Regions from separate parts of the Mus musculus genome. Here region 1 is linked to region 2. Evidence: chromatin loops called from intact Hi-C (ENCODE). Cell type or tissue: heart. All regions are shown on one strand. Each heading gives the region's core, and the rest is flanking DNA. Links, peaks and the distances in the headings are about the cores only.

The links. Hi-C counts contacts between places; a loop is a spot of excess contacts. Peaks named below come from ENCODE experiments on the same cell type or tissue, not always from the same donor. Only the 100,000 strongest peaks of a DNase experiment are listed, where the experiment ranks them.
Region 1: a loop joins it to region 2, with 6 times the contacts of the local background. A loop is called at or near these places in 3 of 42 quality-filtered maps.

Annotation. Positions count from the first base shown.
Region 1 is chr7:78,435,698-78,443,692 of GRCm38, reverse strand. All of the region lies in intron 11 of Ntrk3 (neurotrophic tyrosine kinase, receptor, type 3), which reads left to right. Among named protein-coding and RNA genes, the nearest start is that of Gm39038, 130 kb to the left of the region's middle. In heart, for the core only: CTCF peaks have their summits at 1,749 and 3,923; DNase peaks (open chromatin) are centred at 3,942 and 4,282.
Region 2 is chr7:78,381,393-78,389,387 of GRCm38, reverse strand. All of the region lies in intron 11 of Ntrk3 (neurotrophic tyrosine kinase, receptor, type 3), which reads left to right. Among named protein-coding and RNA genes, the nearest start is that of Gm39038, 190 kb to the left of the region's middle. In heart, for the core only: no CTCF peak of the experiment used is centred there; DNase peaks (open chromatin) are centred at 3,237 and 5,067.

The DNA of each region.
Region 1 (7,995 bases), core at 1,061-6,060, 54 kb before region 2:
AAAGTGGTTGCCTATTTGATTATGATTGGGAAGTATTAACATTTTTCCCCCTAAACAGATGGTAACTATCCTCTGAGCGGATGGTGGGATCATGCCAGAGTCTTGATTTGGAAGGACTCGCTACTGCCAGATCTTGGGAGCTGCTTTTACAGGGAGTGTTATTGCCATTCCTCTGATTATACCATGCAGTTAAGGAGGAATGGGACTTGGGGCGGGGGGAGTCATTTCTGATTCCTTTCTTGGCCTGGAAGTATTGGACTGAGATTGGTTTTTCTCCAGGTAGATGGAGGGAGGAGTAGGAGGAGTCTTAGAATTCTAAGGTTGGTGCAGTCTTGGCATTATTTCTCAGCTAGGATACCATGGCCACATGTCTACAGCTATGTACACAGAGCAGGGGAATTGATATAAGGAGAGTGTGTGGGGAATACCACACATAGGAGACACTGAAGGCTTTTAGAGGGAGTTGGACCCTGCATGGACGTGCCAACAGTGATACTGTTTCAGAGCTGCTCCCTTGGTCCTGAAACATATATTGTTTTGAAGTCTGTTTAATGGGATCAGAAACTAAGAGCAGTACATGGGAGAAATGAAACCAGAGATGGAATTGGGTTTTCCTAACTTCCTGGGATGTGCCCAGTTCTCCACAATGGTTACTTCTTTCTTAACCTTTGGGCCTATATCCTCTTCCAGTTGACATGTGTAATGGAGGAAGGGGCCCCTTGACCCTTGAAAAAATTGTGTACTTGGGGTTCCTGGGCTGGGACTCTTGATATAAGATGACTCTTTGGACATGAGTATGAGAATATTTTTCTGCTTTTCTCTCTGTGTTGTCATCGGAGTCACATGTCTCTGATGTCATAAGGAGTGTGTTTCAGTTAGCCTTTTATTGCTGTGGAGAGTCACCATGACCATGGCAACTCTTATAAAGGAAAACACTTAATGACAGAGAGCGAGGGCTGGCTTAAAGATTTAGAAGTTTAGTTCATTATCATCATGGAGGCAAGCATGGTTGCATGCAGACAGACTTGGTGCTGGAGAAAAAGCTGGGAGTTCTACATCAGCAGAAGGAAACTGCGCGCCAAACTAGGCCTAGCTGGAACATTGAAGACCTCAAGGCTCACTTCCACAGTGACACATTTCCTTCAATAGACTTCAACTACTCCAACAGAGCCACACCTCCTAATAGTGCTACTTCCTATGGGCCAAGCATCGACACACATTAGTCTCTGTGTGTGTGTGTGGGGGGGGCATTCCTTCTCAACCACCACAGAATGTTTTCATTCTCTTTCCTGGTTTTCTGATACCTCTGGAGATACTCCAACTTCAAGAGCCCCTAAATAACTCTCTGTATTTGGACATGGCTTGGTTAAATAGGTTATGTTGTGGCAAGTCCCCTTGCCATGCCTGTACTTTGCACGTGCAGACAAAGCCTTACTGTATTTGAGGACTAAAATCTACAATATGGTGCCCGAAAGCTTCAAGAAAAGGGCTTTGAGTCAGCACATGTTGTTGTCCGGCATGCCTTTGCTTCTCCATTCTTTGTGTGTCTTTCCTCAGGTGTGCAGTCAATATCCCAGAAGTCCCTTCATGGCCATCACTGGTTATATGGAGGCCTATCTGCTCCCCTTCTTCCTTTCCTTGTGCCTAACTCTCTGGGATCTAGGGAGCCAAGAGTTCTTCAGCACTGATTTTTCTGTACATGAAGAGAAATCCCTGGACATGGAGTGCTATACAACATGTTTTCCTCTGGGGCTACCTGCTGGCTGCTCTGTTCTTGGCAGGCCACTGTATCCTGTTGAGCTGTGCCAAGGATAGCCAGTATGCTTGGCTCTACACTCAAAAGCTATTGCCTCTAGGATTCACTTACTGTTGGCAGTACAGTGTGGTACTTACTAACCCATGGTATTGTCACTGCCTCCCAAAGAGTTAACAGGCTTTTGATAGCTTAGTTTAGAAGCTCTCAGCCTTTTGTCTCCAGCTACTCATGTAGCAGAGGCTGTTCACATGTCTTATGCCTGTGGGTGTAACCTGGCTCTCCTAGAAGTCCTGACCTTCACAATAAATTTACACCCAAGAAAAATGGATCAGAAGATGTGTGAGCAAATGGGATTCTTTAGAACGAGGAATGAAAACAACTTCATGCTATTTTTGATCTTAAAAATATCCACTGACTTTTGTATATTATGTATATGATTTTGTATATTATGATCTATCACATACACTCTCCATATTGGTCTATCCCATCCAATGCATCATAGCATGGTACCAATATGGAAAACCAAGAAGGTTGTGGGCTGTCAATCTTATGGTCTTCTTTACCCAAGAAGCCTTTTGCCCCTGCAAAATCAAGTGACAGAAACTGCTCCGGAGAGCCCTACCTCTATTCTCATGGCACATTCTGTCTCTGTGTGCATCCTCTCCTGTGGGCCTTGGGAGTTTAGTTTGCTCAGAGGAGGTGTTTGGCTTTGACTAATGAAAAGCTGTCATGTAGCTGCAGTATTCAACTCTGTGTTTGTGTAGCCTAGTCTCCTGTGAACTCAGCTTCAGGACGCCCAAAGAAGCTGCTGGCAGCAAAGCAGATAGAGCAAAACAAGGGCTGGTCAGAAAGCACAATTTGGGGTTAGGGAATTAAAAAAAATCATGCTAATAAAAACTGCCACAGAGCCAACTGCTACAAATGCTCCCCCAAGCACCTTCTGGTCTCCAGCTTGCATGCTGCACGCCCGTCATTGTGATGGGCATTATGGGGGTGGTGGAGAAGTGTAAGGAGGAAGGACCTCCTTCATCCAGAGGAGCTTCCAACATCTGGTGGTATCTGCCACCGGCTTCAGGCCCAGATCTCCCTAGTTGAGCAAGAGTCCCAAGTAGGTGTGTATCTACCTCTTGCCCTCAGAAGGCTTAATGACACCCTCTCTATCCCTCACTACCCAGTATGCTTAAAGAGCAACCAATTGAGTTTTCATCCTGCCTAACACTTTATTCTCCGCCTTGCATAAACGGTGCGCCCACAAACCAGAGAGGGATTCATCACTTGCTTCCTCCCCCAAAGCACCAATTATCTAATTTGTGGGACACAGTGTGCATGTTCAAAGAGTATTAGAATTCCAATCAGCTGTAGCAGAATATTAAGCCCGCGTGCAGGGCCTTTTGAGTGTGGTGTCAGGTCACAGGCTCTGAGGCCAGTGATGCTCTTATGAATATAAAATTCAGCATGGCTCAGGTCCTATCTTCTTTATTTTTCCCTGAATAGTTATGAAGCAGCTTAAAGGAGGGAGGATTTGTTTTAGTTTCTAGGTTGAGGCTACAGCCTGTTACAGTAGGGAAGGCAGTGGTTGTGGAACAGGCTTGTGCTGATAGACTAGGGGAGAAGGGGTGGCAGGGAGAGAGAGAGAGAGAGAGAGAGAGAGAGAGAGAGAGAGAGAGAGAGAGAGAGAGAAGAGGAGAGGAGAAAGAGAGAGACAGAGTGAATCAGAGAGACATAGGCATGCACAGTGAGAAGAAAGAGACAGAAACAGAAACAGAGACACAGAGAGACAGATGGAGAGAGAGTAAGACAGAGAGTCATAGATACACACACACACACACACACACACACACACGCACACACACACACACACACACACACACACACAGCTCTAAGACCTGTTCTTCCCAGTGAACCCCTGCCTCTCAAAGCAACACCACCATCTGGGGACCAGGTGTCCAAACACAAGAACCTGTGGGGGACATTTAACCTTCAGACCATAACAGAAGGCTATTGGGAACTGAAGCCTGGGCTGGAGAGGGTCAAGGCAGGTCTTTGCAGGCAGAGGAGGAGGCCCCATGGTGGACACCCAGGCATCCTGCCAGCTTCAGAGACGCTGTCCGTGGTAATGGCAGGGATCTCTTTCTTCTCAGTTCTGCTCTTCCAGTGGAAGGTATTTTCACTGGAAGGCTGCCTGCCCTCTAATGTACTGTGGAATAAGAGTCGCATAGCTGGCCAAAGAATGGAATTGTTTCTTTATCAATCCTGGGCATGCCAAAGCTCTCTACCTGAAAGGCATCTTGAGTTCAAAGGGGCCTCTGTGCATAGTGGCCGACCGTGCAACCCTGTTCCCAGGCAGGGAGAGAAGAATGTTAAAGTTTGTCTACCTGCCAGCTGGTCTTGACATGCAGCCTGAGGAGGGTGCCTGGAAGGTTCTAGAAACTGCCTTTTAAAGCGAACTGTTCCAAATAAATCTAGTTCAGTGAATTGGCTTTGGATTATTTGCAGGGCATGGGGCGGGGCGCTCTGACATTGGCCTGGCCTCTAGGAGATGTGGGCAGGGTATGAGCACTATTGTTAGCCAGTATGTGTGGTTATGGCTCCAACTGGACCAGTCTTCCAACTACGCTTGCTCTGCAGCGGGAACTGCCTCCCTCGTTGGCCTGTGTACTTGGCTGCCAGAAAGTAGGGACACCTAGCTTGCTGTTTCTGAGTGTGTAACTGGGGAATATTTCTTGAAGAGGGCTTGGAGATTTTTTATTTAAAAAAAAAAAACTCAGAATCATGAAAGCCCAAGTCCTAGTGTTGCTTCCTGAGAATTTTACCTAATGTAATGTTTATAAATTGCTGACCATGTTCATGTGCATAGAGGTTTGCCACATTGTGAGAAATGGAGCAAGCTTGCTAACTGTTCTTTAGATAACTAACAAGAAATGGATAGCTGGGTATATTACTGTTTACAAGTATAATACAATGCAGTTGTGTGTGTGTGTGTGTGTGTGTGTGTGTGTGTGTGTGTGTGTCTATATGTGCACGCATGTGCATACAAACCAGAAATCAACATTGGTATCTTCCTCTATGACTTGTCTTCTCCGCACCCCCCTCTACACACACACACATACACACACACACACACACACACACACACACACACACACACACACAATTTTTTGAGATAGGTCTTTCACTGAACCTGGAGCTTGCCAATTTGGCTAGGCTGGCTTACTAGTGAGCCCCAGGGATCCCCTTGTCTCTGCTTCCCAAGCTGGGGTACGGGAACATGCAGCTGTGTCTATTTCTTTTATGTGGGTGCAGGGGATCCAAACTCAGACCTCATGTTTAAATAGTGAGCACTTTACACGCTGAAACATCTCCCCAGCCTCCAGATGCCAGGTGTTTTTATATCCTATTTTAAATTTATTCTTTGAGAAGTTTCTGTGGGTATACACTTTTTAAAAATACCACATTCACTATCCTTATTACTCCTTTAGACTCTGCCCCAAAACTCTCACAATGTGTGTTCCTCACACCTTTGTGGCTTCTTATTTATTTAAATAATAACTCATTGAATCTAATTAGTGCTGCCCAATGCACACAGGTAGGAGGCCATCACCCGGAGCTTTGGCAAACTGATAGTTTTATCAGTGACCATCCTGAAGAGAACCAGGTCTCCTTCCTCTAGGAGCCATCAACTGGCAACAGGTGGGATCTCATGAGTCCCGCCCCTTTCCATGATGGAGTTTTGACTGGTTTGATCTTGGGCAGGTCTTGTCTAGGTAAACACAACTGGTGACAGTTAACAAACAATAGTAGGTTTCCCCTATGACTCTAACAAAATGCCCCGGGCTTTTAGGAAATTTTACAGTAAGAAATTCTTTAGAGCAGACCTCAAATCTACTCAGAAAATGGCTGTTCACATAACAGTCATATCACCATTACACAAGAGGGCACACCATGCCTTGAAGTTTAGTATTACTGCATGCAGCCAAGTGCTAGGTAAGACCATTGATGTGTTTGTAGCCTTCATAATTCCTTCTGGCTCTATAGAACTAGCCAGGAGGGAAAAGTTGTGTCCTACACCAAGGTGAGTGATGTTTCCAGCAATGGGGTCCTATCATCTTGTTATGACAGCTGTTATGGTAGAAAGCCAAGAGTTGTGTCAACAGCTTGTAGTTGGGTGTCTTTGGGCCTTGCTGACCAATAATTCATAGGGAAGTCTCCCATGCTTGAGATGTAAGTTTTTAAAGATCGATTTTTAGTTTTTCTGAAACAATCCACATGTATGTACAAGGAATTCTTCCTCGGTGTAAAAGGAAATGTAGTAAAACTAGTTTTTCTTCCTAATGTCTTGCCGCGTTAGCTCTCCACTCTTCCAGAGATGATCAGAGCCGACACAGGGTTCTCTGTTGCTTTTGCAAACATTCCAACTCGTCTCTTTATTGTTCTGTGCCATGTTATTTTTTTTGCTAACAATCTGTCTTTGAGATGATTTCATTTCAGGATGTAGAGATCGTCTGCCTTCTACTTTTACAGTTGCTGCCAGGAATGGTACCATTGAGTAATATTTACTGATATGTGAATATGTTTACAATACATTTATTTCCCTGTTAGAAAAAAACTACAAGCCATCTCTCTAACCCCATTTTGTTGCTGAAATAGTAAACATAAAGAGGAAGTATTTTTATATCTATACCTTGGAAAAATACAGGGAGTGTCTGGAATTATAGCTCAGAACATAATCAGTACTTATCTTACGGTAGTAGCATCCTGAATATATATTTTAAAAAAATGTCATTTACTTTTTCTTCCATGTTTTCTATATTAAACCTTTTCTTTTAAAAAAGTAAAACAACAGATGAACAAACATCAGCAATGGCAAAAACACATGTGCATCCCACAAGGACATCAGGGTTCCTGGGATGACAGCTGTTCTTCCTGAGTGGCTCAGGGCATTGACCCACCGGAGCACCCTGCTCCTTCATGGGTATCATTGAGGATCATGGAACAGACACAGGTTTCTCATAGTGTGTCTTCAGTCACTGATGGTGATGGAAGGATGATTCAGATACCGATTCCTGGGCCAGCTCTACTGAATCTGAGACTCCCAAACAGGCCCAGTGAATGTGCCGTCCTTGAAAACACAGAGGTGGTGTGATGCTCATTAGTGTTAGAGGAACTTTGATGTAGATCAGGAACTGACAAGCTTTGTCATGAAGAACCAAATGGTGAATGTTTTACACTTTGCTGGCCCTATGGCTTTATCTGAATCTACTCAGGGACCTGGCTATAGCAGAAAAGGGGTTTTAGACAAAATGCAAACAAATGGCTGTTCCAATAAAACTTTATTTACAAAACAGGTGTCAGGTCAGAGTTAGCCTGCATACTATTTTTACAGGCTCTGGTACAGATCGATCTGTTAACTCTTCAACAAATTAACCAAAAAGTAGGAGAACCTCAAATAGCTCCTTATATTTGAAAAGAGGGCTCTGCTATAAATAACTGCCATCGATTAAGAGTTCCACATGTCTGGTGCTTTTTAGACACAGTTTAAAGTATAAAAAAGCTCTGCACAGTAACTAATATAGGTCTATTCCAGTGAGGTAAACGAGGCAAATAACATGATTAGTTTGAGTTTGCAAATCATTAATGGTGATGATGGCTCATATGGTCAATGATGGCGATCAGTTCCTGTGGCCAGTCACAGTTGCTGGCTTACATGGTCAGTTTACATGCCCAGTAATGATGGTTTTTCTTATATGGTCAGTGATGGTGGTTGGCTTGTATGATCAATAATGATCGTCAGCTTGCATGGTCAGTAATGGTGGCCAGTTACATTGACTCTAGTGCTGGTCACATTGCAGGATCAGTGACAGTGATTGCTTTGAATGGTCAATAATGTTAATCAGATTTTATGGTCATAGCAGTTGTGTTTCTTCGGTTAGTAACAGTGGTGGGATTGCATCAACAGGGATGGCACAGCAGTTGGCTTGCATGAAGTCTGTGAGAGGGAAGTTGTAATATTACTATCTTGTTTACCACTGGTCTTTAGGAAAAGATGGTTTTAAAATCTGTTGCCAGTAGTACTATGTCCAATTTTCTGACGCCAATCACAAAGGAACTCGCACAATATGTACTCACTGATAAGTGGATATTAGCCCAGAAACTTAGGATACTCAAGATATAAGATACAACTTGCCAAACGCATGAAATTCAAGAAGAACGAAGACTAAAGTGTGGACACTTCACCCTTT
Region 2 (7,995 bases), core at 1,254-6,253:
ATGACATCCAATATCATCAATTTGAGTCTCTCACTCCAGTCCCCAGCCTGCTCTTCCTGCTTTGATAGCCTCTGGCCTGGCAATCCACTCCCGATGAGTGTTTTGTTTTGTTTTGTTTTGTTTTTTCTTTTCAGTCCTAAGCTTCAGAGCAGGAACTACCCCAAATTCCTATACTCAGATACTCAGGTTCAGCATCTTCTTTGTGGATTCCATACTCTGACCCCAGAATTCCTGCTGCTCTGTAGAAGGAGGTCTCTTTTAGTCACTGTTAACACAGTAGCTGTTCCAATTCCTCTTAAACCTTATGTGTGTATGTGTGTATGCCAACTATACATATATATAGTCTTTAAGGTTGGGCAACAAATGTAGGACTTTATGCATGCTCTGAAAAGGCTCCCCTCCCTCACCACATACTTAGTTAAATCCTTTGCATAAACAATTGAGGATGATCTTCTAGATCCTGGTAACTCACAATGTTATTCTTTCGGAACCACTGAACATCATTTTTCTGTATCCTCATCTCTCATATCACTTAAAGGAAGCATGTAGGCAGGTTTATTAATGAGTTAAACATATTCACTATCTACTCTGTTTTGGAGTTAAAAATGTGAATTTGGGGAGGTGTTTATCCAAAGATGGCCATGGCTTGAAAGACATTGATTATAATAACAATCTGCATCAAGTGTAAAATAGCGAGGTCAATAGGAGTTTTCATTGGTGAGCATGGGTTTCATGTCGAGTCCTGCACTAAGTTTTCTTTACATAGCATGTGGTTACTTGACTACATTATTATAAATTAGGGACGCACAGAATTTTTACTTTACAGGGACACAAGGTGAGCAAGACACCTTCAATAAGAGAGATCCGGAGCTTGAATCCAGAACATGTCCTTAGATTCTTCTAACTTTGCTCTCTTCTGTGCACATGGAGCTGCTCAGTGCTGGGGCTCTTTGACTCAGGCCCCTGTGAGCCCACTGCCCCCTCCCACAAACTTGCCCTAGCAGCTTTTTTGAGCCTGTGTATTTCTGCTGAACAAGCATGGCTGGTCTGACCCGCCACGAATTGAGCTGCTGAGCACGTGTAGAATCACGTCGTGCTTTTAACTGCAGGCAAAACCCATCCCCCTGGGAACTGTCCTAGTTTAAGGGTATAAAAAAAAAGAGGCAGTCATGTTAAAATAGAGATAAATACTATAGACACAGAGAAACATGGAAATAGATCCTGGAGGAATGGTAGGTACCCTATCTAAATAGATACCAGAGATAAGTACATGGAAACCATAGATAATTATTGTAGGGAGGTATGCTCCATGGGAGGTTCTCAGGATAAATATATCGACTTTGTGGAGAGTAGAATAATGTGGAGGGTGTGAAATGAAAACGATGTGTGGGAGGTTGTACAACTCTGAGGGGCTGTGCTGAATGGGACCCAGCCCCTCAGTGATGTTCACTCAATGGAGCTGATCCAAATGAAGGTCTGAAATACGTAGGCAGATTGCACACTCCCAAGAAGGCACCAGACAGTTTACAGGGAGGAAAGTGTGAGGAGGGTAAATGAGACCTAAGAGTGGGGCAGAGGCAATGAAGGGGGACCTGGGAGAGGTGGCAGTCCTAAGCCCTGTAAGCTGACAAGGGTATGGAAGGCATCCAGAAAGAAAGTAGATCATTGAGAAGAGGAACAAGGGGTTGGGCCTTTTTCATGGAGGAGTGCAAGGCTCCAGTCCTTGGCATTAGGAGAGGTGAGCAGCATATTCACTAACCAAGTAGGGGAACCAGCTGAGTAGGCTGTCTGCAATACACCCAGGACATATATTGGGAGATGGCAGCTCCATACAACACAGAGAGGGGTCATTCCAAGGTATCATGTTCTCATCATTGATTACCATGGTGACCTATTGTGTAGAGGATTGGCCAACTCTTCCTCTATAGCCTGTGGGGGATGAACTTAGAATAGGCAGCTGCTCACTTGTGCTTTTCCTCTCCATGAGTTATCTTGGTCTTCCCTGTCTAGCTAAGGAATCACTGGAAGGTCCTTGTGCTTCTGCTAGCCACATATTTCTGATTGTGTTGGATGACTGTAGAACAGTGGTTTTCAACCTGAGGGTAGTATTCTCCATAGAGGTCATATCAGATATCCTGCATATTAGATATTTACATTAAGATTCAGAACACTATCAAAATTAAAGTTATCAAGCAGCAATGAAAGTAATTTTATGGCTGGAGGGGTGTCATAGCATTAGGAAGGTTGAGAACCACTGCTATAGAATCTTTGTTCAGGGACAGGGATTTTTATTCAAAATAGGCATGAATGGACTGGGAGCAAAGATAGCAGGACTGTGTCCATCTGGTTTTGTGGCTTCAATTGGCTTTTGAAGTAAAGGATGAGGGCAGGGGTTGATGGCATTAGGTGTAGCCTTTTATACCAAATAGTAATTTGTCAAGATTTGTAGGTAGGCAGTCTGCCACCACAGATGGGGCCACTTTTCTATGGTGACCAATTGCTTATCACTCTCTTACATGCCTGAGATTCCCTCTGAGTATCTTGTCTTGCTTTGGGTTGGGTTAAGGACTATGGATCATAAAATCAACCTAGTCTTCACTTCCCATGACTTTGATCTTAGAATTATTTCCGCTAAAAGGCCAAGCTGCAGTTCTTTGTCCCCAGGGAGCAAAAGCTCAGGTAGTTGCTGCTTCTATGTCACAAGCTTTCGGTTCTACACATGATTTAGTTGCTATGGGCTTATCCAAAAATGTCATGAGGCCGAGATGTACGTTCCGGGGCTTAGCCTTGATAGTAGCTTATTTTGGCTGAGTTGACTTTCCTCTGTAAATCAGGGTCTCTCTCTCTCTCTCTCTCTCTCTCTCTCTCTCTCTCTCTCTCTCTCTTTGACAAATAAGAGGATGATGTGATACACGAGGCTTAAGAAGGACCAGGCGAGGAGTACACTGGAGAGGCTCACCAACCTCTAGCTACCCATGAGAGAACTTCCGATGGAATTCAGCAGGGAGTGAGGGGTACATATCCTCTAGTGAGTTAAAATTCCTGACCTGTTTGTAGGCGAGAGAGATTTCCATAAATAAGCTGTGAACCAGTTCCAAGAACACTTCCAATAGGAATTTGGCTAATCACATCTCTAGCTGGACTTGTCCCCAGAGGATTCATGGGAACAAAAGTCATGGGGACAGGCATCCAGATGGCATCTGGTTGGGGTATAGTCTCTGCTGCAGTGATATTCTGGGGTGTCTGCCCAGTCCTGGCTGCCTGGAACACCCTTCTCTAGGTTCCAGGCATGAGGGAGGGTGGCCCAGTGAACAGGCAGCCTTAGCCACCATCTGCTTACCAGGCAGAGCCTCAAACCACCTGATTTGAGGACAGGGGCCATATGGGCTTCTTGAGCTTCCACCTTGCTTACTCTAGACTTTAATTTTAAAGTTCCCTGAACTGGAAACAAGACTAAAAAGAAAGTTTTCTGCTAGCGAGCCAGCAGCTATGATTAGTGTGGATTTATTTTTCTCCCCAGTGATGGATGGTCACACTGCTGCACAGAGCACTGATCCACTGGACACCAGATAGCTTCCAAACTGGGACGTTCTGGCTGCAGGGCAAGGTTGTCTATTTATGAGTAGCAAGAAGCTAGTGTGATTTCTTCCTTTTGCCATCATAGAGAAATATGACTGTGCAGCTTGAGTCAGTGACTGTGAAAGGGACCCTGTTGACCCTTAGCATGGGTGGACATAATCCCTTGGTTTTCATATCTCCCTGATTCATTGCAAAGGCCTGTTATGAAAGATATATCACATAATTGAGACTGTGTCCAGCTTTGTTGACATGAAGAAAGGCAAGATGAAGTCTCTACATTTAAGGAGCCTTTAAACCTACTTAAGAAGAAGAATAAAATGGTTACAGTCATTTATTGTTTTATCTCTAAACTTCTGGGAAATGAGGTAGTGACAGTCAGTGTAGCTCATCTTTGTCCAATAGTAAAGGGACATTGAATTCCAAAATGAAGCAGAAATACAAAACCAGGCATAAGGCACTGGCCTTAACAGCAGAGATCCCACAAACCTGTTTAGAATTGTATTTAGGGTCTTCTTTACAGCTCTTGGATTCCATTATTTCCAGCTTTTCTGGATTAGGACATAGAACTTGTTGGGGGTCTAGAAGCTATACACAGAACATTGTTGGGGATCTAGAAGCTATAGACACAGAAGTTGTATGGAGTTCCAACTATGGATCATGGAGCTAGTTACTCAGCTTCTGTAAGCCTTGATTACCTCATTTGTAAGATGGAGATGAGTCTACATGTGGGACTGTAGGAGTGTTGACCTGGAACAATGAATGTGCTTTTCCTGGCATTTGAAAGGAAAAGTACAGAAAAGGATCAAGAGAAGAAGATTTAGTGATGAGAGTTGTGAAGCTGAGAGGTTGAGGAAGGGAATGCATGGTCTCAAAGTTCTTGGTCCATCTCAAGCATTTCCGAGTGACTACACTCACTGTGTTGGGTTTCCAAAATAAATCACATTTTTGGGTTTTCATAGCACATCGCCACAACCTGGGCGGCTCACAACAATGGAACTGTCTTCTCATAGATATGTGGTCCAGAATTCCAAAGTAAATGCTACTCTTTCTCCAAACAGCTCCTGGATACTTTTCCCTGATCTCTGCCAGCTTCCAGATTTCTGTTGCATTCAAGAAATGTGACTACTGAAGTGCAGACTGTCTTCGTATGACCTCCTCCTCTATGTCTACATTCTTTATTTTCTTATAAGGATGCTTTTCATTTGATTTAAATCTCAGCCTAATCCAGCAGGATTATATTAGAACTACAAAGAGACTATTTCCAATTAAGGTCATATTCTAGAGTTTTAAATGAAGTTATTTCTTTTGGAGTTGGGGACATTAGTCTACTAAGACAGAAGCAAGGAGGTTGTTTTTCTTTTTTTTAACAAATTCATTTGTTTCTTCTGGCTTGCAAGTTTATTTGGACTTTCATGACAAGAGCAACTCATCCACCCACCCACCCAGCCAGTGCAAACTTGTTGAGCAATGCAACATGTGAGACCAATGTGCTGGGCACTGGGCCATGAGAAAAAAATACATGTAACCTGCTAAGTTTAGGGGCTGATACTGGCCATTCTTGCTGGGTTGAGAGGACCCAACTTTCCATAGGAAGGTGGTGGTGGTGGGGCATGAGTTAAAGAAGCCATAACTTCCAACCAGGTCTCTAGGAGATGAGTCAAGAGGCTTGAGTTGGAGCTTTCTGTTAGGCTTGCTGAAATAAGTGGCACCTGGGCTGAGCCTTCAGGGACACAGAGAGTAAATTAATTAGGGAAACTCTTCCCAGACCTTGAAAAGCTCTGAAAGCAGGAAACTTGTGGGAAGACTGCTTAAGAGGACCAACAGCTCTGTTGGGCTATAGTGTGTGTGTGTGTGTGTGTGTGGGGTGTTGGGGGGTGGGGGTGGGGTGGGGTGAGGAAGCAGGACTGAGACTGTACAAGCAGGTCTGTCTTTTCTTTTTCTTCTCTCCATTGACATCAATGCCACTGAAGTATAGAACATCTACTAGGCACACTGTGGATTTCCAGGCACTGTTTTTGACAGTTTACTTCAATTGCTCTTAATGTCAAAGGAAAAGATTGCTAACTTTCAGGTTTTCGTATGAGCTGAATATAGTAATTTTCCTAAGGAGTTGAATCTAGTGCTGAACCCCAGTCTAGGAATTTTCTCCCCAAACATAGAAACTGCTTTAGAAGAGTAAGAAGGTATTTGGTTTCTTAGATACTTTACATGGTAAAAACAAAGAAAATAAGGACTTCTAAAACTCCAGGATTCTGGACTGGGAGGAGAACGGGGCTTTTGCCCTTTGTTACAGAAAACTGTTATACCAACACCCAGTAGACCAAGAAAGGTGGTTCCTCATCCCTCTGACTAAATAATAATGAGATAAGCAATAGTAAAGACAATGAATGCAGAGTTAATTTGGGTGTAAATATCAGGAAGTGCTGAAAAATTTTGCTTTAAGATGAACATGCATTTCTCTTTTGAGAAGTGCTTTGGACAGAAAAAAATCTAGGGTTTCCAGTCTGTCTCCATTATCATCAGAGCCTTTCTCTCTATGTTTAGACTCCGCTATCTTTGTTCTTTTTCTTCAGGGCTAAGTTGGTAGCTAGAGACTCAGTCATTATGCCAATGTTACAGAAGCAAGAGAAAGGGAAGATCTACTCAACCCTCTAAAAAGATTCTTCATAGGATCAATAATCCAGCACTTCTGTTGATGTCCAACTGGCTAAAATGGAGCCCAGCCATAAGTAGCTGCAAGACATGCAGGGAAAAACAAATCTTTATCTCTAGAAGATATGTCCAGAGAAAAATGGGATAAGGATTAATAACAGTTAACTTTCTCAGGAACTGCTATTTATACAAATACTTATTATACAAATTATCTTTGTCTTTACAACATAGCTCTGAGAGATTGATCTTCTCTTTCGGTAGACCCAAATCTATCAATCCCAAATCAATTTTATTATTAAAAAATTACATCTATATTGAACATGTACAGTTTCTTATTCTTTAAACAATATACTATAACATCTTTTAAAATAGAATCCTCATTATATTATACTAAGAGATGGTATAAAGTCTATAGGAGGATATGCAGAGGTTATAAGGATATATGATGACATTCTTATTTTAGTGACTCCTGCATCTGCGGGTCTTGGTATCTCCAGGGCATCTTCTTGGGCTCAACCAACTGCAGACATTGAGAGATGGCTATTATTATCACTTCATTTGACAACAGTGATGGACCTGGTGTTTAGAAAAGATACAAAGCTCTTACTATGGGAAAGAAGTAGCACTGAGCCACAAACCCAGCACTGAGTGTCTCCAAAGGCTGTGGACTTCTCTGTCAGTTGTAGGCTTCACAGCCATTCCAAGAGAGGATTCCAGAACTTGGCTTTAAAAGCCTGGATCCAACCCAGCCTTTCTGATGTCCATTCTGGCTAGGTTTCATCTTCCTGCCAGGCACCAGATGAAGAAACAGGAAATGTGAAGGACTGGCTTAATGAGTGCTAACCCTGTTGGAGAGCAAGGGAGTTTACTGCCTGTCTTCTCTAACCATGCCTTTCTCAGGCTGAGTTTGGACTTTGGTAGTGGCTCTGGGGCTTCTTTTTATCACCAGATGGTGGCGCTATTTTGGGCACCTCTATTCACTGTGCTCTGAGTTGGGAAGGCTTATCTCTTGATGCCTAGTGGATAAAATGGTGATCTAAATCTCTTTGCAAATTCCAGGGATCAATTCCTTCAGCAGTAGGAAGGAAACAGACCTGGCAGGAACTCAATTATATTGTTGAGTGTTCAAACTTAACCATACTCTTCTTATTCCAAGTACAAATCCCATGGTCAAGTAAAAGTTGAACTTATTCATTTAGTTAATCTTTATTAAAAGCATCTCTAATGACTTATTGATTTTTTTTTTTATTAGACAAGGAAAGAAAAAAAAGGCTCCCTTTCTTGGCAAGCAAAAGGATTACCTGATGCCAGATTGGAAAGCTGCTCAAGAAAGGGTTTGTTTTTGAAAAAGTAAAATAAATATTTTAATGCAAAAATAAATAAAGGTACACAAATAATGGAAATGGAACAAATTAGAATCAAAGATTTTTATTTAATGGTCATTACTTCAAAGTTAAAAATAAAATACCTTTAGAAAGAACATAGAAGAAGAACATTGTGACCCTATGTCTAATACCATTATGCAGAATCACCTACATTGGTTATTTTTGAATGTATAATAATCTTGAAGAAGATACCAATAGATAGAAATAATTATTCTTGAACAAAATAAGTTCTATTTCTTGGCTATGTCTTTGTTCACTCATGCTTGTTTGAATAGAGTTTCCTATTTCTGATTCTCCTCAACCTGCCTTTCCACTCTGCATACAGGAAAGCATCCCTTCCCAACCCCCAGAACACCCAGCCAGGGAGGACAGAACTGTT